Linked DNA regions of Homo sapiens: region 2 is linked to region 1. A link is a loop called in an ENCODE intact Hi-C map of the cell type or tissue named here. Cell type or tissue: A673. All regions are shown on one strand. Each heading gives the region's core, and the rest is flanking DNA. Links, peaks and the distances in the headings are about the cores only. Region 1 overlaps BCL2L14 (BCL2 like 14). Region 2 overlaps LRP6 (LDL receptor related protein 6).

Region 1 (8,331 bases), core at 314-8,313:
CAGATTATTAGCAAAAAGAACTGCTTTCCTAGCAGGAAACCAGAGAAGGAGTTATTTCATGTAAGCTCAAGCAAAGGAAATTGAACAAAATCAGTTCTTTATCTATCCTGTTATTCGTATGGAAATAAAGAAGAAATGCTTGCATCCTGTTGTTTTAGTGCTTGTACTGATCTTTTTCAAACATGCCTGTGATCACATCACTCTCTACTCAAAACTTTGAACAGCTCTCCATTGCCTCCATCAGTGTGTTTCAAATTCGTAAAAAGTAAAATAAAATAACAGGATGCTTTTTTCAGATGAAATCTTACATGGCATACCAAATATAGCAAGAAAAAAGAAAGAGAGAGAGAGAGGAGAGAGAAGCCGGGACAAGCTAAAGCAGAGGGTAGAGGGAGAAGGAACCGAGGAAGGGAAGGGTCAGGTCCCAGGCATTTCTCTTCCCTGAATTGGCCTCCCTCTTTTGCCACCTCCCCAGCAAGACCTTTAACTCCACAGTCCACAGCTCATTTTGAAATGTACTGATCAACGTGAGAAAATGCGAAGCTTCAGCCTGATAGTCAAAGACCACCATAATCTGGACCCAAGTGCTAGTTCACTTATTTTCCCTCCACTATTTTCAAGCCCTGGCTATTTGCAAACTGCATACGTATGCTGTCCCAGTTCTCTCACCACTCTTCAAACACATTCTGAATTCACCTATAATCTCCCCTCTGCCCGCCCTGTTGTAGCCCCAATATCCACCCACCTGTCTAACTCCTTCTAGCTTTCCAAAAGCTTTCACTTGCCTCTTTCTTTGAAGCTCACCTATCCCTGCCTTCTAACCTGGCTATCTGCATCTCTGTTAGACCTCTTACTTAGTTCATTAGTTCATTCTCTCTCTGTTGTTTTTTGTTTTTTGAGACGGAGTCTCACTCTGTCGCCAGGCTGGAGTGCAGTGGCGCAATCTCAGCTCACTACAACCCCCGACTCCTGGGTTCAAGCGATTCTTCTGCCGCAGCCTCCCAAGTAGCCGGGTCTACAGGCGTGCGCCACCATGCCTGGCTAATTTTTGTATCTTTAGTAGAGACGGGCTTTCACTGTATAGGCCAGGCTGGTCTTGAACTCCTGACCTCATGATCTGCCCGCCTTGGCCTCCCAAAGTTTTGGGATTACAGGCGTGAGCCACCGCACCCGGCAGTTCATTTTCTTTATGTGGAGTTATCTATGGCCATGTCTCTCTTCCCACCCTAGTAAGACTGTGGCTTTTCCCTCTCTACCCTCCAGCACAAACACAATAGATGTTCAATAAATGTTTCCTGAGTTTTCACCCCTGTCTCTCCTAACCTGCAAAGGGTAAGTGGCCCTGCATAGAAGGGCACAGTGTGGACTTTGTTGTTACAGGCCCAACATGTGTAGCACCAGTGGGTGTGACCTGGAAGAAATCCCCCTAGATGATGATGACCTAAACACCATAGAATTCAAAATCCTCGCCTACTACACCAGACATCATGTCTTCAAGAGCACCCCTGCTCTCTTCTCACCAAAGCTGCTGAGAACAAGAAGTTTGTCCCAGAGGGGCCTGGGGAATTGTTCAGCAAATGAGTCATGGACAGAGGTGTCATGGCCTTGCAGAAATTCCCAATCCAGTGAGAAGGCCATAAACCTTGGCAAGAAAAAGTCTTCTTGGAAAGCATTCTTTGGAGTAGTGGAGAAGGAAGATTCGCAGAGCACGCCTGCCAAGGTCTCTGCTCAGGGTCAAAGGACGTTGGAATACCAAGATTCGCACAGCCAGCAGTGGTCCAGGTGTCTTTCTAACGTGGAGCAGTGCTTGGAGCATGAAGGTAGGCATCTGGGATTTCTTTCTCTCCCGCTTCCTGGTTTTTCCCTTCTTTGTGTCCAGAGTGGTACATCTCTTCTCATGTTGTAAAGTGGCTTTAGAGAAGGCATGCGTTGTGCCTCAGCTTTCCAACTTATTAGTGTTCAATCATAATTGCCCTGCTTTTCTCAAGACTAAAAGGAGTTGCTGCCTGGGCGCGGTGGCTCACGCCTGTAATCCCAGCACTCTGGGAGGCCAAGGCGGGTGGATCATGAGGTCAGGAGATTGAGACCATCCTGGCTAACACGGTAAAACCCCGTCTCCACTAAAAAATACAAAAAATTAGCCGGGCGTGTTGGCGGGTGCCTGTAGTCCCAGCTACTCGGGAGGCTGAGGCAGGAGAATGGCGTGAACCCAGCAGGCGGAGCTTGCAGTGAGCCAAGATGGCATCACTGCACTCCAGCTTGGGTGACAGAGTGAGACTCCGTCAAAAAAAAAAAAATGACTAAAAGGAAATGATGGAAGTTAAGGGTGCTGGGACTGGTTTTCTTTCTCCACTGTCTATAAATAAGCTTGTTTCCCAAATTCCTAGTCCTCTGTACCAGACACCAATATAAAAGAAGGAGGCTAGGCGCAGTGGCTCATGCCTGTAATTCCAGCACTTTGGAAGGTTGAGGTGGGCAGATCATAAGGTCAGGAGTTCAAGACTAGCCTGGCCAACATAGTGAAAACCCGTCTCTACTAAAGATACAAAAAATTAGCCGGGCATGGTGGCGCATGCTTGTATTCCCAGCTACTCGGGAGGCTGGGGCAAGAGAATCGCTTGAACCTGGGAGGCGGAGGTTGCAGTGAGCCGAGATTGCATCACTGCACTCCAGCCTGAGCTACAGGGTAAGACTTTGTCTCAAAAAAAAAAAAAAAAAAGAACGAGCCCTAACCAGGGGCTTGCTTGGGCTGCCTGGGCCGCTGCTCTTCCTAAGTCAACTCATTCGCTCAGGGCCTCTGTGTTTCCATCTGTACATTGGGTACCCCACTCTCTCCACCTCGTATGGTTGATGGGAAGATCAGAGAGCAAGAGTAAAAGGACTCTTGACAAAGTACAAACCATCCTACAAAAACAACTGAGAAGCATTTAGACAAAATCTTCCCTCAGTTGGACAAAATTAATTGTACTTAATGAAACATTTTCACCAGGCACTGAGGCTCATACCTGTAATCCCAGCACTTTGGGAGGCCAAGGTGGGTGGATCGGTTGAGCTCAGGAGTTCAAGACCAGCCTTAGCAACATGGCAAAACCCTGTCTCTACCAAAAAATACAAAAAAATTAGTCAGACATGGTGGTGCACGCCTGTGGTCCTGGCTACTCGGGAGGCTGAGGTGGGAGGATGGCTTGAGCCTGGGAAGTAGAGGTTGCAGTGAGCCAAGATGATGCCACTGCACTCCAGCCTGGGTGACAGAGTGAGAGCCCATCACGTCGATACTCTCAGCACTGTGGGAAACCAAGGCAGGAGGATCACTTGACACCAAGAGTTTGAGATCAGCCTGGCATCATAGCAAGACCCTGTCTCCATTAAAAAATTAAAATAAAAAAATTAGCGAGGCATGGTGGCACATGCCTGTTGTCCCAGCTACTATGGAGGCTGAGGTGGAAGGATCACTTGAGCTCAGGAGGTCAAGGCTGCAGTGAGCGAAGATCACATCACTGCACCCCAGCTCTGGGTGACATAATGAGACTCTGTCTCCAAAAAAAAAAAAAAAAAGACAGTTGCCCTTCATGCGCACACCTTGGCATAAGCATCTTCTTCCCCTTCAACAAAGCCCAGTGCCCAAAGCCCAGATTTTTTTTTTTTTTTTAAGGTGTTTTAGATGGAGTCTTGCTCTGTCGCCCAGGCTGGAGTGCTGTGGTGTAATCTCGGCTCACTGCAAGCTCCGCCTCCCAGGTTCAAGCAATTCTCCTGCCTCAGCCTCCTGAGTAGCTGGGATCACAGGCGCGCACCACCAGGCCTGGCTAATTTTTGTATTTTTAGTAGAGACAGCGTTTCACCATGTTGGTCAGGCTGGCCTCGAACTCCTGACCTCGTGATCTGCCCACCTTGGGCTCCCGAAGTGCTGGGATTACAAGTGTGAGCCACTGCACCCAGCCGCAAAGCCAGATTTTAAAAGAAAGGCCCCCTCCTGCTGAGTTTCATTGGCCTGGGTAACTTGTCAATAATTAGTCAAGAGGTGGCAGTAATGTCTCAGTTTTTAAATGTGACAGTCCTGGCTTGCTTGGAGAATCAGCCCACTCATAGACAGCTTTAGATCACTCACTATGATCAAGGAAACTCCCTTTTCCCATTAGAGTTTCAGATGTTTAGAACAGTGGGAGTTATGGTCAGGATCATCTGAGGGAACCTCATGGCACAGACAGGATGAGGAAATGGGAGTCCCACAAAAAGGGCTTACCAAGGAAACATCCAGGAAGTAGCAGAGCCTGGACTCACCAGAAGTCCAGGCCTCTCCCTAGACTTGTTTCATTTTTACAGCAAGGCATCTGCTCTCTGAACTCTGCCCAGCTAGGGCAGGTCTAGGGCAAGAGGGAGCGGCCCCCTGTGGTCCTTCCCTCCACATCTGCCTCCCCACCCCTCAGCTGCCCTCACCCAGCCATGGCTTCTTCTGCCGGGGGTGGCATCTGGGCTCTGGGGCAAAGAACAGTTTGGAGGCACCTAAATAGGCTTTTCTACTTGGCCTGTACTGTGGACTTTGCCAGCAGACAGAGAAAGCTTTTACAGACCTTAGTCTTCTGGTTTTTCCTGAGATAAATTGCATTCTGTATTTCAGTATTTACTGGAGTGTCATTTGACATTTTTTTTATTTTCTAAAATTTCAAGAGAAGCTTTTATTTCTTTTTTCAGTAGGGAAAGAAAACTTTTATGTGAGATTGAGAATTAAAGATTACATTCAAAAACACTTAGGTGATGTGTTAATGTGCTGAATAGCTGAATAGTACCTATGGCTGAATAATATTCTCCATAAAAAATGAAAAATGATTACCTCCTAAGAAGGCTTTAAACACATATTTACAGCTTATCTTCCCTTATCACCTTTCTCCTCACGCTTGCATTTAGTCAGTTAATTGTGTGTTTTTTACTTGTGTTACTTGTGTCGGTTTTACATTGAGCGTGATCCAAGAGAGCCTCACATTCTATTTCTATTTTGCCACATACAAATCAGGCCTTGCAAATTTGGTTTCTCCTGGGTTCTTTTTTGTTTGTTTGTTTGTTGTTTTTGAGACAGAGTCTTGCTCTGTCACCCAGGCTGGAGTGCAGTGGCCTGATCTCGGCTCACTGCAACCTCTGCCTCCTGGGTTCACACCATTCTCCTGCCTCAGCCTCCCGAGTAGCTGGGACTACGGGCGCCCACCACCACGCCCGGCTAATTTTTTGTATTTTTAGTAGAGACAGGGTTTCATCGTGTTAGCCAGGATGGTCTCGATCTCCTGGCCTCGTGATCTGTCCGCCTCAGCCTCCCAAAGTGCTGGGATTACAGGCGTGAGCCACCGTGCCTGGCCTCACCTGGGTTATTTTAACTGTAAGTCACTATGTAGCCTTGTACAGCCACTGCCAGGCCTCAGTACCGGGCTTACATGGGAACTGTGAGATTATGTCCCAAGACCAAACTCTGTTAGGAAGAGGCCTCAGGATGCAGAGAAATGGACAATAACACCAGTTTTAAAGACTACCAACCCAGGCTCTTTCACTTGTGAATCTTTTGTTTCTCCATAGCTACGATTTGCTCACGTGGAATGTTATAGTTAAGGTGAGGTTCAGCGATATACAGTGGAACACTCAAATACCCATGGCTTAAATAATATACAGGTTTGCTTTTCTCTCCTTTAAAAGAGGACAAAAGTTTGGCAGCTCAGGCATGATATGACAGCTCCACAAAGTTATTAAGAATTTCTGGGAATGGCCAGGCAGGGTGGCTCATGCCTATAATCCCAGCCCTTTGGGAGTCTGAGGTGGGCAGATCACTTGAGCCAAAGAGTTTGAGACCAGCCTGAGCAACATGACAAAACCCCGTCTCTATTAAAAAAAATACAAAAATTAGCCAGGCGCCATGGTGCGCGCCTGCAGTCTCAGCTACTCGAGAGGCTGAAGGAGGAGAATCACTTGAGCCTGGGAGGCGCAGGTTGCACTGAGCTGAGATCACACCATTGCACTCCAGCTTGGATGACGGGGTGAAAAAAAGAATTCCTGGGAATTCTGCCATCCCTCAGCTCGTGGCTTCCACCTCAAAGTCACCTTATATTCTAAAGGTGGCTGTTGGGGCTTCACCCATCATGTCTACATCTCAGGCAAGAATAAAAAGGAAGCAAAGGAAGGGCAAAGGGTGCCTTCTTTCTAGGTAATTCAGCTCCCTTTTATTTTATTATTATTTTTTAATCTTTTGTAAAGATGGGGTCTGTGTTACCCAGGCTGGTCTCGAACTCCTGGCCTAAAATGATGGCCTCGCCTTGGCCTCCCAAAATGCTGGGATTACGGGCGTGAGCCACCGCACCCAGCCTTAGCTCCCTTTTCGAGAGCTTTCTTGAAACTGCCCCCAGCTTCTGACATCTCATTGGCCCTTCCCTACTGCAAGGGAGCCCAGGGAATATAGTTTGTTCAGCTGGGTTCATTGCTGCCCCTCACATTTTAGAGGTCTGTTACTAAGGAAGAAGAAGAAAGTGGATACTGAGTGGGAAAGAGCAGTCCATAAGGAAGTCACACCCCAACCCCCTGCCCTTTCTCTTTAAAACAAATGCCTCAGACCACAGGCGAAATGGGACCTTCCGACCCTGTTGGCCTGCTCTTCCTGGCGCCACGATGACCCCCAAAACAGACTCCAAGGAACAGACAGCCTTTCTGTCTTCTCCCCACCCCATCCAGTGTTCCCTCGCCTATCAGACAGGACCAAGTCTGACAAGGATATAATCTTTTCTTTTTCATGTTTTAAAATTAAAATATCCAAGATGGGAATTTTAACTAGAGCTAGTGCATCTGTGGGAACATGTTTGCTTATAGTTTCTCCTGGACATGTCTCACTCCATGTCCACAAACCCACAGAAATCAATACCCTGCTGTAACCCCAGCACTTTGGGAGGCTGAGGCAGGAGGATCACCTGAGGTCAAGAGTTCAAGACCAGCCTGGCCAACATGGCAAAACCCTGTCTCTACTGAAAATATACAAAAATTAGCTGGACGTAGTGGCGGGAGCCACTACGTCCTGTAATCCCAGCTACACAGGAGGCTGAGGCAGAGAGAATGGCTTGAACCCAGAAGGTGGAGGTTGCAGCGAGCCGAGATCGTGCCATTGCACTCCAGCCTGGGCAACAGAGCGAGACTCCGTCTCAAAAAAAAAAAAAAAAAAAAAGTCAATACCCTGTACACAGTTAGCCAGATTGAGTAATTTTGTACCTGTTGGTGATCTTGTGGCCACCCTGCCTTATGAGAGGAGGAGGGGACAGAGCCTTTGGGACCCTTCATGGAGCTTCTTAATGTGCAAGATGGGCACAGGGTGCTTTCTGGTGGTAGAACCGCATGCTGATTACCCTAGATGAGCTGCACAAGGTTGAAAAGGCAGCAGAGGCCTGCTTTCCTTTCTCATCTCCTGAGGACATGGCCAGGGAAGTTTCCCTTGGCTTTGGAAGATAGCCTCTTGCCATTTCTTTCTTTGCCAGGGGCCATGGGTGGCCAGAGTTCCAGCGGAGGCCGGCTGGGCTGCAATAAGGGGATTACAAAGTGGAAAGTCTGTTTCGCTTGGTTCTTAAAAAACGAGGAGGAAAGACATTGATCCTTTTCTTCTTGATCTTTCTTCTCTCCGTCATTCGCTTCTTATTGGTTTTTGAACCCTGTGGACTAACCATGGAAAAGATGGCTTTATGAGTCAGATGTCCACCAGAGGATGGCATCATGGACAGAGCAGTATCTTCTGTGGCCTTTCCGTGAATGGCTGGAGGGCTGAAGGGAGGACACTGAAGCCTTCAGCTTGGAGGAATCCAGGGAGAGGGATCAGGAGCCACCTTGGCAGCTGCATATGATGTCAAAACCTGTTTCTCTTGTGGCTCAGTCCCTCCCAGGCCCCCTACTTGCCTCTCTTACCTCCAGTGCTGTACAAAGCCCAGAAGTGCCCTAGGAGTTTGAGCACACCAACCTTCTGTCCAAAACGCCACTCCATTACTGTCTTCAAGTCCTGTGAATTACCTAATGTTAGTCTTCAAATGTTACATGGTAAAACCCAGCTGCTCCACACGGCATCCAAGACAGCTTGTACAAGCTTTTAAAAGTTTAGGATTTAGGTTGGGTGTGGTGGTGGCTCATCCTTGTAATCCTAGCACTTTGGGAGGCTGATGTGGGAGGATTGCTTGCGCTTAGGAGTTCAAGAACAACCTGGGCAACATAGGGAGACCTTATCTCTAGAAAAAGAATTTTAATAAATTAGCCAGGCGTGGTGATGCACACCTGTCATCCCAGCTACTCAGGAGGCTGAGGTGGGACAATCGCTTGAGCCTGAGAGAT
Region 2 (8,331 bases), core at 301-8,300, 170 kb after region 1:
GAAGCCAGGCCAAAACAAAGGTATATATTGCATGACTCTCATCTATATAAACTTTTACAAAAGGCAAACTTTTGTAAAAACACAAAGCAGATCAATGGCTGTCTCAAAATAGGGAAAGAAGGTGCAAAAGAATGAGGGGGAGGATTAAAAATGGGCATGAGCAAACTTTTGCAGGTGATGAGCTATATTATCAATAATGATGGTTTCGGAGGTGTAAACATGTCAAAACTTATTAAATTTTACACTTAACATAAGCAAAATTTATTGTCTATCAATTATACCTTAATAAAACTGTTACAGTTTGACAGAAATAGTTCTTAGTAAAGCTACTTTATTCTGTTCTATATTACTATTAAAATGACCTTTGAAAAGACCCGAAACTAAATATAAAGCCAATCTTACAGAAATAACATTTAACTTTGAGAAAGTTGAAGCTGTTGGGAGTGAGGTAGTATAAATTCCATGTTTTTTGGTTTTTATTAAATATCTATTCCAAGCTTCTGACATTTACTTTCCTAGTATCAAGCAACAATTAAAAATCTAGAGCACTACTGTCCTACAGAACTTTCTGTGATGATGGAAATGTCCTCTCCACTGCATAACACAGTACCACCAGTCACACGCAGCTATGGAGCGCTTAAAATGTGGCTAGTGTGACTACAAAATTAAATTTTTAATTTTATATAAACTTTTTTTTTTTTTTTTTTTTTTTGAGACAGAGTTTTGCTCTTGTTGCCCAGGCTGGAGTGCAATGGCACGATCTCAGCTCACTGCAGCCTCCGCCTCCCAGGTTCAAGCAATTCTCCTGCCTCAGCCTCCTGAGTAGTTGGGATTACAGGTGCCCACCACTATGGGTCCGGCTAATTTTTTGTATTTTTACTAGAGGTGGGGTTTCGCCATGTTGACCAGGCTGGTCTTGAACTCCTGGCCTCCGGTGATCCACCCGCCAGGGCCTCCCAAAGTGCTTGGGATTACAGGCGTGAGCCACTGCGCCCGGCCCCAATTTTATATAATCTTAATTCATTCCAATTTATATAGACAAGTGTGGCTAGTGGTAGTATTGGATAGCACACATCTAGAGGCTGGAATGCAGAACATAAATGAGGCAGCAAAAGTAAGACCAAGCCAGGCACGGTGGCTCACGCCTGTAATCCCAGCACTTTGGTTAAGCCCGGGAGTTCAAGACCAGCCTTGGCAACACATGGAAACCCCATCTCTACAAAAAAATTAATTTAAAAAAGTAGCCAGGCATAGTGGTGCACGCCTGTAGTCCTAGGTACTCAGGAGACTAAAATGGGAGGGTCACTTGAGCCCAGGAATTTAAGGCTGCAGTGAGCCTGGGTGACAGAGGGAGACCCTGTCTCAAAAAAAAAAAAAAGAGTGAGTTATGATACAATTATCTACATGATCTTCTTTCATAATTACTTACTAAGGGTCTACAACTGTGTCATCTGAAGCCAAGCCCAACTACCATTTAGAAGTAACGATTCCCCTTTTCAAGAAATTACTCCAATCTCAAAAAAGTGTAAGAAAAAAGTGATGTTTACACTATAGATTGTGTCTGTCAAATAGTTATAAATGTATACTATTTTCATCTATAAGTACAACATAAACTTCCCTAACTAAGCTTAAATCCAACTTTCTTAGTCAAAAACAAACTGGCAGACAGCTTTTTTAAAAAGTGGCTAACCAATCTTTCTGCTTATTCTGTGTATCTGCTGCAGCTATCAGCAAATTCATAAACTTCCCTAACAGAGTCACTTTTAATTCATTTCTGGCCTTCACACATCACACTGATTTATCAGTCCCCACAGAGCCCACTATACTGAGTCTCTCATACTATGGGCCAAATATAAACATCAGAAAAAAGGTCCCTACTAGTGAAGGATACAATGCTAAGTGCTGCATAAGGCTAAGGAATACCCACGAAACACTTAAAATTGAAAATTCAAGAGTGATAATCATCTAATATTTACTGGGCACCTTCTTTATGGCACTATCTTGGAAAACTATATCAAAGCTATAGGACATTAGGTGGCAGCCAAATGTCTTTCATTGCTTTCAAGTCAAACTTTAACACTTCTACGTGTACTGAATATTTTTGGTCTACAAAATCCAAAAACGCTTTCTGGTCAGTTAAGGCCTCACAAGCATTCTGAGTCTCTTCTCCCTCCTGAAAACGGGTGAAGGAGGCAAAGTTAATCTTTTTTAAGTTAGCAATACTGGTTACAATTGAGGATTTGTAAAGGACTGTACATAAATCTGCTGCACATAAACCACACTATTGAAAGGAAATCCCAGGGTTCATCCTGTCCAACCACCCTTCTGATGCTTGAATACTTTCTATTACATTGTCACCAGTATCTGTTCAGCAACATATTAAATGGGATATCTGATAGGTATAATTTGATTTGTAACATTGTTTTTATCTACCAAACAGATACACTGGAACCACATACTTGCTCCCTGGAACATGCCAGTATCTTCCATTCCAGAGAGCTTACTTTCTGACTGCCTAGTATTCAGATAACCCAAATAATCACCATCACTTCTCTTCAGTGGAACACTCACAGTGCTCAGGAATCCTTGTTTTCCTTTATTAAACTCCTGGGAAACTTTCTCTACCAGCCTTTCTAAGCCTTTTCTACTTTTAAAGACTAATTTCCATGCCCTGAATCCTTTATCCTCAGATCATCTCATAAAACAATCTCAGTGAAGCAGGATACAAGGTAAATGTCATACATCCCCAACATCTTAATTTATACCTCTCAAAATTTTCTCTCCACCCATCTTCCCTTACCTTGTCCTCAGTCTCAAATGAGAAGATGGCCTTCCTCCTAAGGCTAAAGCAATACTTTCGGTTCAGCCTCCTTACCTCCTCTCTACAACTTCGCTCTATCAATTGTTCTGTATTTCTCGTATTTTCAATGGTTTACGCCAGGTTCCTTGCTATTGTTTTGTTTTAATAACCCTAACCTTGCTACCATCAGAATAATAATTATATTTCTACTAACTGCAAAATCTTATAACATTGGTATATATACTTCACACTACCATTCATTAGCTATTACTCTTTTATCTAACTTCCTATCCATCACTCAACTGCAAGTGCTTCCTCTAAATCTTTATAACCAAATCCAGTGGTCTTTTCTCAGTCTTTACTCTTTTTTTTTTTTTTTTTTTTTTTTTTTTGAGATGGAGTCTGGCTCTGTCGCCCAGGCTGGAGTGCAGTGGTGCAATCTCGGCTCACTGCAAGGTCCGCCTCCCGGGTTCACGCCATTCTCCTGCCTCAGCCTCCCGAGTAGCTGGGACTACAGGCGCCCGCCACTACGCCCAGCTAATTTTTGTATTTTTAGTAGAGATGGGGTTTCACCGTGTTAGCCAGGATGGTCTCGATCTCCTGACCTCGTGATCCGCCCGCCTCGGCCTCCCAAAGTGCTGGGATTACAGGCTTGAGCCACTGCGCCCAGCCTCTCAGTCTTTATTCTTAACACCTCTAGAGCAGTCAATGCTGTTGACTATATCCCTACCTATATAGAATGTTCTCCTCATACAATACTACCTATTTTTTCTTGTCTTGTTTCAAACCTTCCACTTCCTATATATAGGTATCCTAAGACTCTCTGTTGTTCCAAATGACAGAGTATAAAAAATTAAAGTTCACAAGCAACAGCAACACAAGGTGGCAGCCACCACAGGCTCGGGGGTAAAAGTCCCTTGCAATTTCCCACTTTTGGAAGAACTCAAAGAAGGCCAGAAAGGAGTAGGAGATGGCAGTTAGCTGAGGTCTAGACAATGATAAAGACGTGACACTTACAAGACGTACAGGGATGATAATTGGGCCTGCAAGAACAATTTATGAAAACTGAATATACAGCCTTAAAATAAAATGTGGACCTAAATACCCAGAAGCACCCCCCTTTGTAAGATTTGTAACAAAAAATTAATATGAATGGAGTTAATAGTTCTAATGGATTGGTGGACCCAAGAGCCATATCAGTGCTAGCAAAATGGCAGAATTCACAGCACCAAAGTTGTCCTGCAAGAGCTTTGGCGCCTAATGGTGTCTAAAGAAAATATGAAACTCCCTCAGCCACCTCAAGGACAGTGTTACAGCAACTAATCGAAAAGAAAAACCACAACACAGTGTTACAGCAATTAATCGAAAAGAAAAACCACAGGCCCTTCCTCTTCCCCCTCATTCAATTTAAGCAGTCTTCATTTTCCACAGCAGCAAATTTTCTAGATATGTCTTGTAGACCTCAAAGTACTGGAAAGGAAGCTCCCATTCAAAGGAAATTTATCTTAAGATGCTGTAAAACTAATTTTTTGTCCATTTGAAATATATAAGTTGTGCTATAACAGAAGGAAGGAAGGAAGGAAGGAAGGAAGGAAGGAAGGAAGGAAGGAAGGAAGGAAGGAAGGAAATAAATTAATTAAAGTTCACCTGGTCAACAAGCAATTCTATGCAGCTAATTCCCAAAACATCATCTCTAGTTCTGTCCCTCTAACTTTTTGTTGGCCATCTCTACCTCCCGTTAAATTAAATTCATCACCTTTCCCCCAAAACAACAAAATCCCTCACCAGTCAATGGTACACAATTCTAACCTTACTGGCATGCCTTGGAGCCATCTTTGAGCCCCTCCCCTTTTCCCCTAGTCTGACAATTACTGTCTTGTTGACTCTTATTTTACAAGCATGTCTTTAAATCTGTCTCCTCTTCTCCATTTTTAAAACCACTATCCTACTCTAGACCTTCATGACTTTAGGCCTAAAATATCCTAATAGTAAGTTATCTCAATATTCTCCCCTTTCCTTTTCTACTTCTAATACTTTCAGTTTAGCCAACTCAAAAGCCATTCTGATTCCCCTTGCCTAAATTTACAAAATGCCTCAATACCTCAGCCTTCCACCATGACTTCTACCTAGGACTCTAAATTAATCTTTTATAGTCTCTGCATCATACAAACAGGTTTCAAAACATGTAAACTGGGAGTACATCACACCCATCATTGCAGAGTATTCATTTTCCTGCCTACTCCATACTTCTCTTTTTCTCCCAGCAAGCAAGTCCTTCAAGGCCAGAGTCAAACCTTACCTACTCTGTAACCCTTTCTAATTGACTCAGCTTTACTTCTTTTAATCCTTAGTCTTTAGTACTTACATGATATTAGCTTTTTTTTTTTTTAAGCATACTTCCTACCTCTAGGATCTCAGCCCTTGGAAACAAGAACCATACCTTATAACTAATTTTATCATCAATGCCTACTACAGTTCACTGCACACAGAAATATCATATACATATTTACTAATATTTTGGGGGTTTTGTTTTGAGACAAAGTCTCACTGTGTCACCCAGGCTGGAGTGCAGTGGCACAATCTCGGCTCACTGCAACCTCCGACTCCCTGGTTCAAGAGATTCTCCTGCCTCAGCTTCCCAAGTAGCTGGGACTACAGGCGCCCAACACCACACCCGGCTAATTTTTGTATTTTTAGTAGAGGCAGGTTTCACCATGTTGGCCAGGCTGGTCTCGAACTCCTAACTTCAAATGATCCACCCACCTCAGCCTCCCAATGTGCTGGGGTAACAGACGTGAGCCAACGCACCTGGCTTGATTTTTTTCTTCTTCTTCGTTTTTCGAGATGGGGTTTCGCTCTGTCACCCAGGCTGGAGTGCAGTGGTACAATCTGGGCTTAATGTAACCTTCACCTCCCAGGTTCAAGTGATTCTCCTGCCTCAGCCTCCCTCGTAGGTGGGATTACAGGCGCTCGCCACCACACCCAGCTAATTTTTTTGTATTTTTAGTAGAGACGTGGTTTTGCCATGTTAGCCAGGCTGGTCTTAAACTGCTGACCTCAAGTGATTCGCCCACCTCGGCCTCCGAAGTGCTGGGATTACAGGCGTGAGCCACCGTGCCCAGCCAAAGCCGGCTAAGATTTGACGGGTTTATTTGTAAGATGTTTTTAAGTGCTTATCAAATATTATAGTTACGTAAAACTAGATTTTAGTTTTCTCTGTTAAAATGACGGATTTTCTTCAGTTATTAGTTTGTCTTTTTGATTTTTGTTTTTTGAGATGGAGTCTCACTCTGTCACCCAGGCTGGAGAGCAGTGGTGGGATCTCAGCTCACTGCAAGCACCACCTCCCGGGTTCATGCCATTCTCCTGCCTCAGCCTCCCGAGTAGCTGGGACTACAGGTGCCCGCCACCACGCACGGCTAATTTTTTTTGCATTTTTTTTAGTAGAGACAGGGTTTCACCATGTTAGCCAGGATGGTCTCGATCTCCTGACCTTGTGATCCACCCACCTCGACCTCCCAAAGTGTTGGAATTACAGGCATGAGCCACGGTGCCCCGCCCATTAGTCTGCTTTTAATAAAGAAGTTATTAAAGGTTTTCCTTTGCCTTCTGAATAATCTCCACAGAAGGCAAAGATTGTGTCTTACCAGAATTTCCTGTGCTTAATGCTGACTTTATCATGTCCTTAATTACTTAAAACTGTATTCACACCCTTAAAAGGGTAAGGTTCTTCACCACTGCATTACCTCCCATGCTTACTTTTTTCAATATTTTTTTTAAGAGACAGGGTCTCACCCTGTTGTCCAGGCTGGAGTATAGTGGCACAATCATGGCTCATTGCAACGGCACAATCATAGCTCACTGCAGCTTCAAACTCCTGGGCTCAAACGATCCTCCTGCCTCAGCCTCCTGAGGAGCTAGAACTATAGGCATGAAATCTTTCGCCCAGCTAATTTCTGTAGAGACAGGATCCCACCACGTTGCCCAGGCTGGTCTCAAACTCCTGACCTCAAGTGATCCTCCCATCTTGGCCTCCCAAAGCACTGAGATTACAGGCATGGGCCACCGCACTGAACTAAAATCTTTTTTTTTTTCCGGTCACTTTTGGTTAAATATGTAGCCAAGTATTTTTTTCCACAGTGGCCCATGATCCTATTTAATCAAATGTTCAAACCTCCTAAATGATGCCTTTTGTACCAACAACTGTCTTTGAGATTTCCCCTAAGGGGCCCTAGAAAATCAAAATTCCCTTTACCTTGTAAAAGAGAGATGTTAAAAATAATAGTTTATTTGATCAAACGTTATGGGTCATATGGAAAGCACTGTCAAAGCCAGAGAGGCTTACCCTCCCTAAGTTTAAGTTAAATTTGTATAGGTAAAATGTTATTAATAGGGATATTTTGGAAGTTCTATGAAGGTATAAAGCTCCTAGAAATTCATCAATGCCCTCATTGTCCATGTCTATTAATCAGAGTTCTGGTGCTGCTTTGCCTGGTATTAGACAACAGTATAATGTCATCAGTCATAATTTCAGGGATTTTTTTTCCTCAATGTTAACTTGGTCATAATTTGGCTTCTTTAATCTTCTAGGTTGGCTAATGGTTCTCAGTTAAGAATTCACATCATTTACTTATGGAATGCTATTATATAGAAGTTAACGACCTACTCCAGACTGCTAAATCTTTTTCCTTGATAATCTTGATACATTCTTGATATACTCTATACATATATACATTCTTGATATACTCTTGACATATTCATGGTCCATTACATCTTAGGATTATATGTCTTTAGATTTTCTCTCTGCAATGAATATATTCATCTATATTCATAAATGACATGTACTAGCCACTCTTCTTTAAAATAAGGTTAATCGGCTGGGCGCAGTTGCTCACACCTTAATCCCAGCACTTTGGGGGGCTGATGCAGGTTGATCACCTGAGGTGAGGAGTTTGAGACCAGCCTGGCCAACATGGCGAAACCCTGTCTCTACCAAAAATATAAAAATTAGCAGGGCGTGGTGGCGCGTGCCTGTAATCCCAGCTACCCAGGAGGCTGAGGCAGGAGAATCACTGGAACCCAGAAGGCAGAGGTTGTGGTGGGCCAAGATCGCGCCACTGAACTCCAGCCTGGGCAACACAGCGAGACTCTGTCTCAAAAAATAATAATAAAATAAAGTTAATCATTACGCTTATAGATATGCTTTTGTCTAACACTTTTTTGGGTTGATTTTAGTTCGCATGCCACAAAAATCAAACTTCCTTGCCAATTTCATTATCTTTTCTAACAAAGTTTCATAAGATCTTTCACTTTTTTTCTTTTTTTTTATTATTATACTTTAAGTTCTAGGGTACATGTGCACAACGTGCAGGTTTGTTACATATGTATACATGTGCCATGTTGGTGTGCTGCACCCATTAACTGGTCATTTACATTAGGTGTATCTCCTAATGCTACCCCTCCCCCCTCCCCCCACCCCACAACAGGACCTGGTGTGTGATGTTCCCCTTCCTGTGTCCAAGTGTTCTCAC

The links. A loop is a pair of places that touch in the nucleus more often than their neighbours do. Peaks named below come from ENCODE experiments on the same cell type or tissue, not always from the same donor. Only the 100,000 strongest peaks of a DNase experiment are listed, where the experiment ranks them.
Region 2: a loop joins it to region 1, with 8 times the contacts of the local background. A loop is called at or near these places in 1 of 110 quality-filtered maps.

What each region holds. Positions count from the first base shown.
Region 1 is chr12:12,077,919-12,086,249 of GRCh38, forward strand. BCL2L14 (BCL2 like 14) reads left to right here. Exons shown (of 6, transcript NM_138723.2): 2 at 1,381-1,820. The coding sequence starts at 1,388. Among named protein-coding and RNA genes, the nearest start is that of BCL2L14, 11 kb to the left of the region's middle. RefSeq lists a silencer at 3,917-4,211. In A673, for the core only: a CTCF peak has its summit at 4,011; a DNase peak (open chromatin) is centred at 4,043; H3K27ac peaks cover 1,828 bases.
Region 2 is chr12:12,245,308-12,253,638 of GRCh38, forward strand. The region is part of intron 1 of LRP6 (LDL receptor related protein 6); the gene reads right to left. It also overlaps the pseudogene LOC101929053. Among named protein-coding and RNA genes, the nearest start is that of LRP6, 18 kb to the right of the region's middle. In A673, for the core only: a CTCF peak has its summit at 4,008; DNase peaks (open chromatin) are centred at 4,254 and 4,524; H3K4me3 peaks cover 302 bases; H3K27ac peaks cover 7,129 bases.